Regions from separate parts of the Homo sapiens genome. Here region 2 is linked to region 1. Evidence: chromatin contacts called from ENCODE Hi-C data. All regions are on one chromosome and are shown on one strand. The core of a region is the stretch at or near the end of the contact, and the rest is flanking DNA. Distances in the headings are between cores, read along the strand shown. Region 1 has its middle 24 kb from the start of LINC02061. Region 2 overlaps TARS1-DT (TARS1 divergent transcript).

The links. A loop is a pair of places that touch in the nucleus more often than their neighbours do. Pooled maps may share reads with other maps.
Region 2: a map of K562 shows a loop between it and region 1 (2.6-fold over the local background). The contact joins two enhancer-like sites. A Hi-C loop is called at or near these places in 11 of 168 maps with a recorded cell type or tissue (A673, Caco-2, Calu3 and 8 more), 13 of 37 single-sample maps with no recorded cell type and 18 of 50 pooled maps.

What each region holds. Positions count from the first base shown.
Region 1 is chr5:32,625,073-32,631,558 of GRCh38, reverse strand. No RefSeq gene overlaps it. Among named protein-coding and RNA genes, the nearest start is that of LINC02061, 24 kb to the left of the region's middle. Within about 2 kb of position 3,303, at least 3 of the 41 ENCODE cell types and tissues checked have a DNase peak (open chromatin) inside an H3K27ac peak, as active enhancers do.
Region 2 is chr5:33,406,629-33,413,114 of GRCh38, reverse strand. It overlaps TARS1-DT (TARS1 divergent transcript), which reads left to right. Exons shown (of 3, transcript XR_001742630.2): 3 at 2,070-5,193. Among named protein-coding and RNA genes, the nearest start is that of TARS1-DT, 31 kb to the left of the region's middle. Within about 2 kb of position 3,559, at least 3 of the 41 ENCODE cell types and tissues checked have a DNase peak (open chromatin) inside an H3K27ac peak, as active enhancers do.

The DNA of each region.
Region 1 (6,486 bases), core at 2,054-4,553:
AGCTGGTGGAAGTAAATCGATGTGTTGTTCATATTAAATTTCTCTTCTAGGGCTTGGAAGAAATTCTCTCTGGCATCATGTGGCTCCACAGACAACTCCTAACTTAATTTGGTCACACTTGCTTCCTTATCTTGGAATCTGAGGCACTGTTCTCTGTCTCCCTGTTCTGCCTCTGAGGATGGCTCCCTAACCTCTACCCTGCTGGGATCCTGCACTCCAGCCCGAGTGGGCCCCTCCAGACCTTGCTGTGGGCTGGCCGGTCTGCCTGGTTGGACCTCTGCCCACACCGTCTCACTCAAATTGGACCTCTGATGTTGACCCTGGCCTGTTCCTTGAACAAGTCTATGCTTTATGATAAATTTGGATCTTGCTACCCCATTCCCTGATCTTGTTTTGTTTGTCTGCCAGCTTGGCCTGACCTGTCAGACCTAGACCTTGACCTGGCTGTCTTTTTTTAACTGTGGGACTTGTTTTACAAAGCAGCCTTCCTAGCTGTTTATTTTGCCTGCTTAGTTAAGCATTTGCACATTAAAATCTTTCTCTTTTGCAACCTGAATAGAAGAGGAGCCACGATGAATCAACAGCCTATTGCAACGCCAGGAACCATGCTGGCAGCTCCACACACATATCCCATTGGTTTCTAAAATCCCCAGGTGTGTGACAGTTCAGAATACCAGTGTCCTTGGCCACCTCTTCTGGAAAACATACCTTCTTTCTTTCAAAGAAGTGCCCCCTATCACATAATGGTCACCCTATTATGACCATGCTGATATAGTGGAAGTGGCCATCATAGTTCACTGCTCTCCTGGCCACAATAATGGTATGTAAGCTGAGCTGACGAGAACACCCCACCCGCCCCTCCACCCTAGTGACTGGCCCAAGATTGGGCACATGACCTCAAGTCAGGAGCTAATCATAGATCTTCTCCAGAATGTTCTGTTGTTTTTTGAGATGGAGTCTCGGTCCGTCACCCAGGCTGGAGGAGCACAGTGGTGCGATCTCAGCTCACTGCAACCTCTGCCTCCAGGATCAAGCAATTCTCCCACCTCAGCCTCCTGAGTAGCTAAGACTACAGGCACGCACCACCATGCCCAGCTAATTTTTTGTTTTTGTTTTTGTTTTTGTATTTTTAGTAGAAGCTGGTCTCTAACTCCTGACCTCAAAAGATCCACCTGCTTTGGCCTCCCAAACTGCTGGGATTATAGGCATCAGCCACCGCACCCAGCCCAGAATGTTTTTAATAGGAATTGGAAGAGGAGCCCTTTCCCGGGAAGGAGGTAGGGGGCAGGCTGACAGGCGGGAGCCAGGTCTCTGTCTCATGGGGAAAGCTGGTTGAAGAGAATTAAATAGACCCAAGGACGCAAGAGTCATGCAGGAAAAATAAACTTTGACAGCATTTAAGTCCCTGGAGAAGCATAAGGTCAGTGGTTCCAAGTGTGGGCTCAGAGTCAGACTGCCTAGGTAACCTTGGGAAACTGAACCTCTTTGAACCTGAGTTTCCTCTTCTGTAAAAGATAATGATAGTACTTAGCTCATGGAACTGTTGTGAGGATTGAATGAATTAATGCATGAGAAGCATGCTGAACAGTGCCTGGCACATGGTTGTCTCACAATAAATATTAATTATTATCAGCTGCTCCAGTTGTCCAGGAGGCTATCTCTACCCTTGTCCTGACTTTGATTTGGTGACCGGAGCAAATGGTTTTCTCTTTTTGCCTAAGCTAGTGTTTGGTCTCATTACTTGCAACCCAAGTCCGGAGGAATGTAGGATTTCCCTAAATTCATCAGTTTCATGAGTGGCTCTATGAAAAAAAAAATGTCCATAATCAGGTAAGTTTGAGAAACTCTTGGATATTCATTGCATTTTAATTTATATGTTGTTCCTTCTTTGAGAGTCACATTGTATTTTAATATCTTAAAGCCTCTGAGCGACCCTATGGTTAAAAAGCCAGTTGAACTTCTTTTATTTAACTGTGATTTCCTTTTTTCTTGTGATCTTTTTTTCCTATTCTGCAAAACTAACATTTCACAGAATACACTTTGGTGTGTTGAACAGAAAATCCAGATAAGAAAACTGAAGAATTTGCTGAGCCTCAAGTTGAACCCAGAGCTGTTTAATCTAAAATGGATGCTCTTTGACAGTTCTGCACCCATATACATACACACACCACAATTACCATTAATCATTTGAAAGGTAAGTGCTAGACACACTGATTTTGAGTTTGCCTTTCCATTGCAAGTGTTATTTCCCCAGACAGCACAGTTTGAAGTGCTTGCCTTTGCAGATTCACATATACCATGCAAAATTAAGTAGCAGAATTAAGGTTTTTGAAAACAATTTTTCCCTGGTGGTCTAGCGGCTAGGAAAAAATAAGCATTTAAATATAAAAAGAAACAATTTTGAAGAAAAATTATCAGACATGCAATGGCCTCTTTGGTGAAAAATGACAAGAAAGATAGCTTTTCTTTTCTGCAGCAAGAGCCCATTGTGGAAGAAACGCTAGCTTGGGAGATGTTTTCATTCTAATTCACACTGTCAGACACCTTTGTCTTCATTTGTAAAATGGCCAAAGTATTGCATAAGTCACTCACATGTCCCTCTGAGCCAAATTCTAACTTCTGATTATCCAAAGCTATGGGCCTTGAACTGTAGGTCAAATATGGGCAAGGTATATCATTATTACTATTATTATTATTATTATTGTTGATTGATTGATATCAATTGTTGGGCCCTTAGAATTGTCAGAGGGGACGTTTAGACCAAGGGAGAAATCTAGTTCCCTCTGGCAGCCTTACAATGTAAATTAGACTGAGTTGCATAACAGTTTTAGGTATCTGATATGAGACTTGCCAAATTTCATGGCTTCAGGCACACGGAATGTACATCTCTGTTCCAGGGAGGCTAAATATTTTTCCAAATCAGTAGATAAAACAAACTCCCTGACCTCAACTTACTTCCTGGCGCCTGGAGTCCTGAGTAGCTGATGAAGAGTGTCTGTCTGCTATCAAGTGACAGGACACATTCAGACTGGCTCCTACACTCAAGACCATGTGGTACCTGATCCTGTCTCCATCTTCCGAGCTAAGATTTTGGACACAACCTGAAGATCTAAGTCCAGAGGGCAGTGGGCCAGGGTTAGATACCATGAAATGCCATTGAATCAGCCTTGAAGGGCAACTGTGGCTTCTTAGTGCATGAGGCAATGTGCTGCAGCCAGAGGCCGGTGAAAGCAATGATCACAGACCCAGGGCAAATCACATCACTAACGTCATCTCTGAAATGGAGAGGTGGCTACATCACTGACTTAAGTAAATACTATGCACAGACTTGAGACCTTACACAGCCGACCAAGCAGGGAGCTAATCCATCAAAGGGAACCTGAAGCTTCTGACCTACAAGCTTGTTGAGTGGACACCTTCACTATTAGACAGTGGCATCTACTGACTGTTACACACCGCCACCTTGCAGATCAAATAAGAATTAGCTAAGCCTGAGGATTCAAAGAATTGTTAAACGGGGGATGGGAGGATTCCCATGGATAGTTTAGTAAGAGCTGGAATAAATTAATAGCAGAAGAGAGATCATTGAGGTTGGAATGTGTTTTAGAGTGTTATACACACTTAATACAAATTAATTTCATAACCTCACAAAGTCCTCTGAGTCTTTCCCAGAGAGGTACTGTAGATTCATTAGGCATCGTGTTAGAACTTTTCTGTAATCATCAGGCCATTCTGATGCATTCACCTTGAGGTTTTCCCTTTCCAGGCAATCCCATCTGCCTTTTAGACTCATGTGCTTGCACTGATGTGCACATGCATGCTTTTCTCCCCTTTCTCTCCTCTCCTTGCCTCATCCCCCTGTGAATAAGCCACATTTAATCAAGAAGCATGAGTTTCCATTTCTTGTTTTCATTGAGTCATCTAAATAACTTGCTTTCTGGCTATTTCCTGCAGAAGCCAGGAATCCACACCGCCATATTTTCCCCTTCACGTACAATTTCATATAGCTGTAAACCACCCAGCAGCTCAGGTCCTGCAAGACACACAACCCCAATTCATTCCTAACTGCACAGCTGCCCTTCTCCCTACCAAGGCCACTAAGCTAAACCACCTGCTGTGGGCTCCTTCAAGGAACTGTTCATCCCAGCAGAGGTCCTGACCATAAACCTTTTGGAGCGGGGAGAGCGTCACTTGCCTCTCTTCAATCCCTCAGGACCTCTCTGGTGCACTATGCTCACAAGTGGACCTTGACAAATGCTTACTGGGTGAAAGAATGATGCAGAGGCTTGTTTTAATTCCAAGACATCAGTGAATTGAGAAGATTTTGCTCACAGCTATCATCGTGCTCAAATACACCAAACTGGAACCATGGAAATTAAACACTCAAAGAAAAACTGAGTCTGCCTTCCTGGCTTTTGCTGTCATCATTGTTCTTATACTACATATGAAAGGATTTATCGTATATCTCCAAGATTAATGTCCTCTCCCTATAAAACAATGTTATCTGTTTGATCAGGCTTTTCTTCCTCTGTCTTCCTGGCCTATCCTTTTGTATCCTATCCCCTCCCCACTCATTGCCTTTCCCGCACCTTCCCATCACCTCGGCCTTGCCCGGGGTCTCGTCTATCGTGTTTCTGTAGTTTTCTCTTTCAGAGAGTGGGTCTAAGTTCTTCAAAGGGAATGTGCAAAGCAGATCCTGAGCACTGAGAGTCAGGAACTGGATTGGAAACCAGCATTGTCTCCCCAGACCTCAGACTGAGGACCTGCTGTAAAGAGTGACAGCAGGAGGCTGAGAATTATAGCTTCAGTTGGTTTACAAAAATTAATGAGAACTTGTTTTTTTTTTGGCCAAGTTTCTCTTTCATGAACTAAAACATTTTCTATCGATTTTTATTTGGTAGATAAAAATGCAAGTATGAAAACAGAATTTAAAAAAAAATGTTACAAAGATTGAATATTCATAATATCTAAGTGTAAATATTTTTAGACCTTTCATTATTGCTTGCAACTATGGGTGAGCCTATAGGCGTTTTAGGGTAGATTTTCATGTTGTCTAATGTTGTTTAGTGCTTAGGAAAAATAGGTTATCCAAGCAAGTTCTGATCTGTTTTTCAGTCTCATCCCTTTTGATGTCATTATTGGAGGCACTGGATGTCTGTCATGTGGGAAGAAGGATGCAAGAGGGAATAGGCTGATGTTGAAAGGAAAGATCACCTAGGGCCCAGATAAAAAGGTGACACGTGAACTACGTATTCCACAAACAGGGCCTAGCATACTTAATCTCAAACGCTGGAAAGACACACGTGACTCACCCCTTAGCCACATCGATGGTACAAGGTAGTGATGACTCCTGGGAAGGGGCTGTCATGTTACTAAATGTCCAGGGACATTCTGGCATGTTTGTCATGCTGGAGTTCTGCCTCCATGGCCAACTATGGCCTACTCTGAGAGGGGTGGGTGGTCACAGCTGGTGTAACCAGCTAGGCGGAGAACGGGAACTAGGGAGAGGGAGCTCAGGCATTCTCTCAGGCTAGAACTTGGCAGGTTCAGGTATCTTCAACATCACAGGAACTGAGGAGTGAGGAAGCTCTCACCAGTGAACCATAAACAGGGAAGATTTGTCCAAAGGCTACTGTGCTCCCTGGTGCCATCAGTAAGTCTCTGCCTTTGGTCATTCCATAGCTTTGAGGAAAGCCTCTCCTGAATAACAGAGCCTTGGCTGGGCTGGGCTCTAAGGCATTAGTGAAAGACCCGTGCTTCTCTGTTTAAATCAGCTTTATTCAAAAGGAAATGATAGTCCCCACTCCCATCCCTACTCCACCCAGGGTGGAGGCAGTGGCAGGACTGCACATGAGATCCTCCACAGGACCGCGAGCCTTGGGGGACAAACACCAGGCTATGAGATCCAGCTGCTCCTCCCCGCAGGACACTGTCTTACTAACATTAACTTCGAAGGACCTGGTTATTATTTTTTATAACATTGGGGGTGGGAGATAATTACTTACAGACACTACTGTTTCCTAAATGAAATCTAATAAGTAATATGTAAATAAAAGAAAGCAATTCCCCAGCCCCTGGAGTAATATTGCTGTATGCTGAGTGCTCATTAAAACTTAAAATATCCACGAACTAATGCAAGTTCTCCCAAAGACTGACCACCCTGGGGAAAAAAGGCATCTCAACAAACAGTGATAGTTTGAACAAAATACAGCACATGCTCCAAGGTTCCAAGAGGGAAGGGACCACACGATGGAAAGATGGTAGCATGCTTGTGGTTTAACAGCATTTCCTTTTCCAGAAAACATCAGCATTCTGAACGAGAATTTAATTCTTGTATTTGTAAACACCTCAGTGGTATCTTACAGTATTACACAATAAGCTACATATTCCATTTTTAATCCTATGACTTTTATTTTTGATTTTTTTTGTTTTGTTTTTGTTTTTGTTTTGAGATAGAGTCTTGCTCTGTCACCCAGCCTGGAGTGC
Region 2 (6,486 bases), core at 2,310-4,809, 780 kb before region 1:
GGGGGATCTTATTTTTTCATATAAAAATATAGGAGTAGGTAAGTTATCTCTAAGATGGCTTTTAGTTTAATTCCATTACCTCTGCTGCTCAAGTAGATTTGAATTGCACATAGGACTGTAACTGAGATTTCTACCTTCTTCATTCCTAACTGAAAGCTGGGTGCAAAGAAGAGCACAAAAAGTGAATACCTAGTGGCTGATTCAGATCCACAGAAAGTGCAAATATTTTAGTTTTTTATTCTCCTATGAATAGGAAATATAACGTCAAACATTTATTGCTATGTTTTAGACTCATTCTAAAATTAGCCCAAGGTTTCCTATATTTCCTACATCCAATGGAACTGTGTATTAGTCTGTTTTTACACTGCAGACAGAAGCATACCTGAGACTGGGAAGAAAAAGAGGTTTAATGGACTTACAGTTCCACAATTGGGAGGCTGGGGAGGCCTCACAATCATGGCAGAAGACAAGGAGGAACAAGTCATGTCTTACATGGATGGCAATAGGCAAAGAGAATATACCAGCAGGGGAAATGACAGATGATTATAAAACAATCAGATCTTGTGAGAACTCACTCACTATCATGAGAACAGTATGGGGGAAACCTCCCTTATGATCAATTATCTCCACCTGGCCCCACCCTTGGCACATGAGGATTATTACATTTCAAGGTGAGATTTCGGTGGGGACACAGAGCCAAATCATATCAAACTGTAAAATTAGAATTCGTGGTCAGAAGATGACTCTGAACTCCTGTTAAAATTTTAAGTATCTTTTTCTTCATTACAGAGGTTCTCAACTGGGGCAATTTTATTCCACAGGAGACATATGTGGCAATGACCAGACATTGTTTTGATTGTCACTACTGGGGAAGTATCACTGGCATCTAGAAGGTAGGGGCCAGGGATGTTGTTTAACATCCTGCAATGTATGGGACTGCACCCTACAACAAAGAATTATGTAGTTTAAAATATTAATAGTACCAGGCTTGAGAAATTCTACTATATAATAAGCCTATTGATGGTGGAGATTTTTGTCTTATTTGTATTTGTTTTCTAGAGATCAATGCTTGTTTCTCATGTTCTCCAAAACTGATCTAATCCTTTCAGCTTAACATTACTGTTAGGTACATTTTATGGAACTAAAATTATTTGAAAATTGATAATGTATGTAGAGCTTTTATTTTGTAATTTTTTAATAATTAGAATATTCAATTAACCAGAACAATCACCATTCTAACCAATAAGTTTCAGAATTAGAGCCTATAACACTATATAGTTTTCTGTACATTGAGCCTACAAAATGTTATTCATAAACAGTAATATAATCCCACCCTAATGGACTCTCTGAAATTGACATTTTCTTCTGAAGTCAAGTTTAATTATGATAAATAAGTTGTATGAATACCTGAAGCACATTTCCAGATGCGAAGATGAAAGAGTGATGATATACTGTTTCTCAGAAACTGAATTAGTGAGTGAAGAGAGAAGGAAAGGGGAGACATATGATGCTTACACAGTCACTGTTAATATTTTAACTTTCCAAACTTCAGCTTTGAGTATAGCATGGGTTTTTAAAATTTATTTAAAGATTTAATTTTTTTTCTTTTTCTTTTCTTTTTTTGAGACAGTCTTGCTCTGTTGCCCATGCTGGAGTGCAATGACACAATCTCTGCTCACTGCAACCTCCACCGCCTGGGTTCAAGCAATTCTCCTGTGTCAGCCTCCCAAGTAGGTAAAATTACAGGCGCATGCCACTATGCCCAGCTAATTTTTGTATTTTTAGTAGAGAGGAGGTTTCACCACATTGGCCAGGCTGGTCTTAAACTCCTGACCTCAAGTGATCCACCCATCTCGGCCTCCCAAAGTGCTAGGATTACAAGCATGAGCCACTGCACCCAGCCGAAGATTTCATTGTTATTTGCCAAAGATGGTATAGATATTTAAAAGCTGCCAGTTCCTAGATTGATTGATCCATTCAATCCGTCTATCATTCAGTCAAGGAACTAAACATGTATAGATTGCTCTCATGTACAATCTTTTTTATTTATTTATTTATTTATTTTTTAGCAGAGACTCACTGTGTCACTGAGGCCAGAGTGCAGTGGCGGAATCTAGACTTACCACAACCTCCACCTCCCAAGTTCAAGCAGTTTTCCTGCCTCAGCCTCCCAAATAGCTGGGATTACAGGTACGCACCACCATACTCGGCTAAGTTTTGTATTTTTTGTAGAGACAGGGTTTTGCCATGTTGCCCAGGCTGATCTCGAACTCCTGACCTCAAGTGATCTACCCACCTCGGCCTCTGAAAGCATTGGGATTACAGGTGTGAGCCACCGCACCCAGCCTCTCATGTACAATCTTCTATGATAGATAAAGACTAAGGAACAAGGATTCTGTTCTCTAGGAGCATACAGGCAAATGGGACAGATAAGACATATCTGTGTATATATCTAATACAAAAAATAATTTTTAAAAAGTTTATGCAAATAAGATGCAAATAAGTGTTCTTGTAGTTCAGAGGAGGAAAGGTAATTTCCAACTGGTGATTTTGGTGGGGGAAGATATGTTGGGGAGGAACTTTGGGATCAGAAAATATGAACACTATATACAGAGACATGAAATGTTCCTTTGGCCCAGTAGTCTTTGCTCTTCCTGACCAGTGTCAAAACCACTATTTACTGTGCATGGAACTTCTCAGAGCCTTTGATATGCTAAGTAAACTTCAAGAGAAGGAGATATTATGCAGCACATCTCAAACGTGTTAGTAAATGTATCACTTTATTTATTTGTCAGGATGTAAGTTCCACAGACCACATTTCAGAAAATGCTGTTTTACTCTATAGAAGTTGGGTGAATGTGGAAGACAGGCCTCTGGATAATTTTAAAATCACATTCAGGGAAGAGGAAGGGAGGTAACAATTTTCATGTGACTGAAATTGTGCTGCGTCCTGTACGTAACCACTTGCATGGGCCACCAAAAACTTCCAGCCCAAAGAAAGGGTTGGGTTTGAGACCAAGGATGAGCAGACTGTTGGGTGCCATGGGGGCTATGTGTTTCATGTCACAGATACACACCAAGAATCCATTTAGCTCCATGGTAACATGGAGACTGGCTGCCTCACTTAGCCGACTCATTTCCTCATATTAAACTTGAACAGTACATGAAAACCAGGTTCCAGGCATCCCCCCAACACCCCTCCTTTTTTTCCATTTTCAGGATTAGAAATTTGATCTTTGGAATTACGCTTTTTTTCTTTTTAAAATAAAACGATGGTGGCAGGTTTGGTATGGAATGCTTCTTTAATTGTAAATAATTGTTTCATATTTTGTCAATGGGGCCTACTTAGAATTGAAGGGTCCCTAGGTCAAAATGTGGAACCCATTCAGACAACATCAAAGCCTTCTATGTTCTCTCCAGAGGGCAGAGAGCAGATACATCTGCTTGATCCAACGCATACTTTTCTTGCAACCAACCAGTCGTTTATTGTTTTAGCACACACTGACAAGCAATGAGACAAGACAGGGACAGAGGAGGCAGCTTGCCAAGGGATAGGGCCCTGAGCATCTGTAAAGCAGCATTGCAAAATCACAGAACACTAAAGCTGAAGGGAACTTATTGATTCCCATAAAAGAATCAGCTTCCCTAGACAAGATGGGGGGAAACTGAGGCCAAGAAGGCCAAGTGACATACCTTAATTAATCAAGAAATAAAATCAGATTCTGGGCTCAGCATCTCAGTCCTAAATCAGTGTCCATTTTTCTGCATCACAAATTAGTACTCACAGTTTGGATTTCATTATGCAATACATTCTCTATCTACTCTTAGCTTTTTTACTTTTAGTTTGTTTGAGAGTAAATTGGGATTCCCAGCTATCCTTTACTCAGGCATGAGCCTTTGGAGGCTTCTAACTTGAAATAGATGGTTCTGGCATTTGGATGGAGTGGAACACAAACAGATTTGCAACAGAGATTCAATTTTGTTGGAAACTCACTGGGGTTGAAAAATGAAAGACGAAATTGCCAGATAGAAATGTGTTTGGGGTTTTAGTGAATCCAGAATGCTGAGAAAGAGTTGAAGAATTTGGACCAATCTCCTCATTGCTTGGCTTGCTCAGCCCTGCTCAGCACTACAGGAAAGTTTGGTGGAAAACACTGGAAAGAGGCTTTGTCTATAAATATCCCAGCAATAACCAGTCGACCAAAACAATCTTGGGCTCATGCTTTTATTCTCAATATATCCATGACACAATTAGCAAATGTTTACTAAGCAACTACTGTGTGCTAGGCAGTGGGGATACAATAGCTTTAGAGATGCTCTCTCTCCTAGCAGGTTGTCTTCTAGCATGGAATTTCCAGGGGCCTGGCATGGTGGTTTGTGCCTGTAATCCCAGCACTTCAGGAGGTTGAACGGGGAGGATTGCTTGAGCCCAGGAGTTCAAGAGTAGGTTGGGTAACATAGTAAGACCCTATCTCTACAAATAATATAAAATTAGCTGAGCATGGTGGCATAGGCCTATAGTCCCAACTACTCAGGAGGCTGAGGTGGGAGGATAGTTTCAGTCTGGGAGGTTGAGGCTGTGGTAAACTGTGATAGTGCCACTGCATTCCTGCCTGGGTAACAGTAAGACCCTGTCTCAAAAAAAAAAAAAAAAAAAAAAGAGGAACTTCCAGGGGACTTCTAGAAATCGTCCTTGACCTGCAGTTCAAGGACACTGCAGCAAATGTTCAGGTGCATCCTTCACTTGTGGAAGGGATCTTGAACTCAGCTCACAACTGAGGTTCAAACGTCAATACTCTGGTCTGGTGCACTGGGGTGCCAGGGGCAGGAGTTGGAAGTCAGAGATAAAGGATCCCCTGAGAGAACATCATCATGAGCGAAGACAGTAGGCCCAGTTGTTCAGATAGAACAATGTGATGATGGTCCGGATGTTGGAGAGAGTAGTGGTTTCAGTTTTGGTGTGAAACTACACTTGACCCAACCAATTCTCCCTCATTCCTCAAGAGTGCTTAGTCCTTTCCACCAGGTATTATGTTATTTAGACATCTCTTTCTCCAACTAGACTGTAAGCCTCTTAAAGGCAAGGTATATATTTTAAATAATAGTAACTTTTGTTGTTTTTTCTCTTACTTGAAAGGAAATGCACATTTATTATCAGACACTTAGAAAATAAAGATAAGCAAAATGAAGCAATACAATGTTTGGAAAATTTCCATACACCTTTCTGTTACTGATTTCTAAGTAAATTACATTGCAGCTAGAGAACGTAATTTGTATGAATTTAATATTTTCAAATTTATTGAGATTATTTTAAGGACAAAAATACAGTCTGTCTTGCTAACTAGTGTATGCGTAGTTATAAAGACTGTGTATTCTGCTGTTGTTGGGTGGGATGTTTTATAAGTGTCAATCAGGCCAGATTGGTTCATAGTGTTGCTCAGGTCTCATATTCCCTTACCGATTCTCTGTTTACTTGTTTCATCAATTAATGAGAGAGAGGTATTGAAATATACAACCCAAGCTGTGGCTTTGTCTATTTTGTTTTCAGTTCTTTTAGTTTTTGCTTCATGTAGTTGAAGAAGCTCTGTTACTAGCTTCTAGTTCTTACTTTGGTGCTGCTGACCCCTGGGTCTGCACAGTTCAGGGTCTCGTGGATCAGGGGCAGGTTTTGAGTGTCTTGGTGAATGCTATTGCTAATAAGAAATAATAAAGTAGGAAGCAGCACCTGATTTTGGTGCTATTTGATACCTTGTTTGAGGAGCCCCTCCCTTATTTTCAGAACCCCATCCCTGACTATCCCCTCTGTGCCTTTGCTCCTCTCTGTGCTATAAAGAAGCTCATTTCAGATTGCTCTGTTAGATTTATTTAAAATTTTCCTTTCTTTTACCCCTCTCCAAAATGCCTGGTTCTATAGGGTTCAGATGAATGGCAACTGTAACTACTGTAATGAGATTAACAAACTCTAGTCCAAATGTTCTATCAGACCCAAGTATTGAATCTATCTCAAGCAAGAAAGGAATCCACTGAAAATATACTGAGTAACTCACAAAATACAGAAGGAGAAGGTTTCTAAGCTCAGAAATGACATAAACTAAGGAAGGCCAGTGAATTAGTCCATTTTCACCCTGATATAAAGAGCTACCTGAACACTGATATAAAGAGCTACCTGAGACTGTGTCATTTGTAAAGAAAAGAGCTTTAATAGACTCACAGTTCCACGTGGCTGGGGAAGCCTCAGGAAACTTACAATCATGATAGAAGGTGAAGGAGAAGTGAGCACCTGCTTCAAAAGGCAGCAGGAGAGAGAGAGAGAGAGTGAGGTGGGAACTGCCAAACACTTTTAAACTACCAGACCACATGAAAACTCACTCACTATGAGAACAGCATGGGGGAAACTTCCCCCATGATCCCGTCACCTCCCACCAGGTCCCTCCCTCGACACATGGGGATCACAGCTTGAGATGAGATTTTGTTCGGGCCACAGAG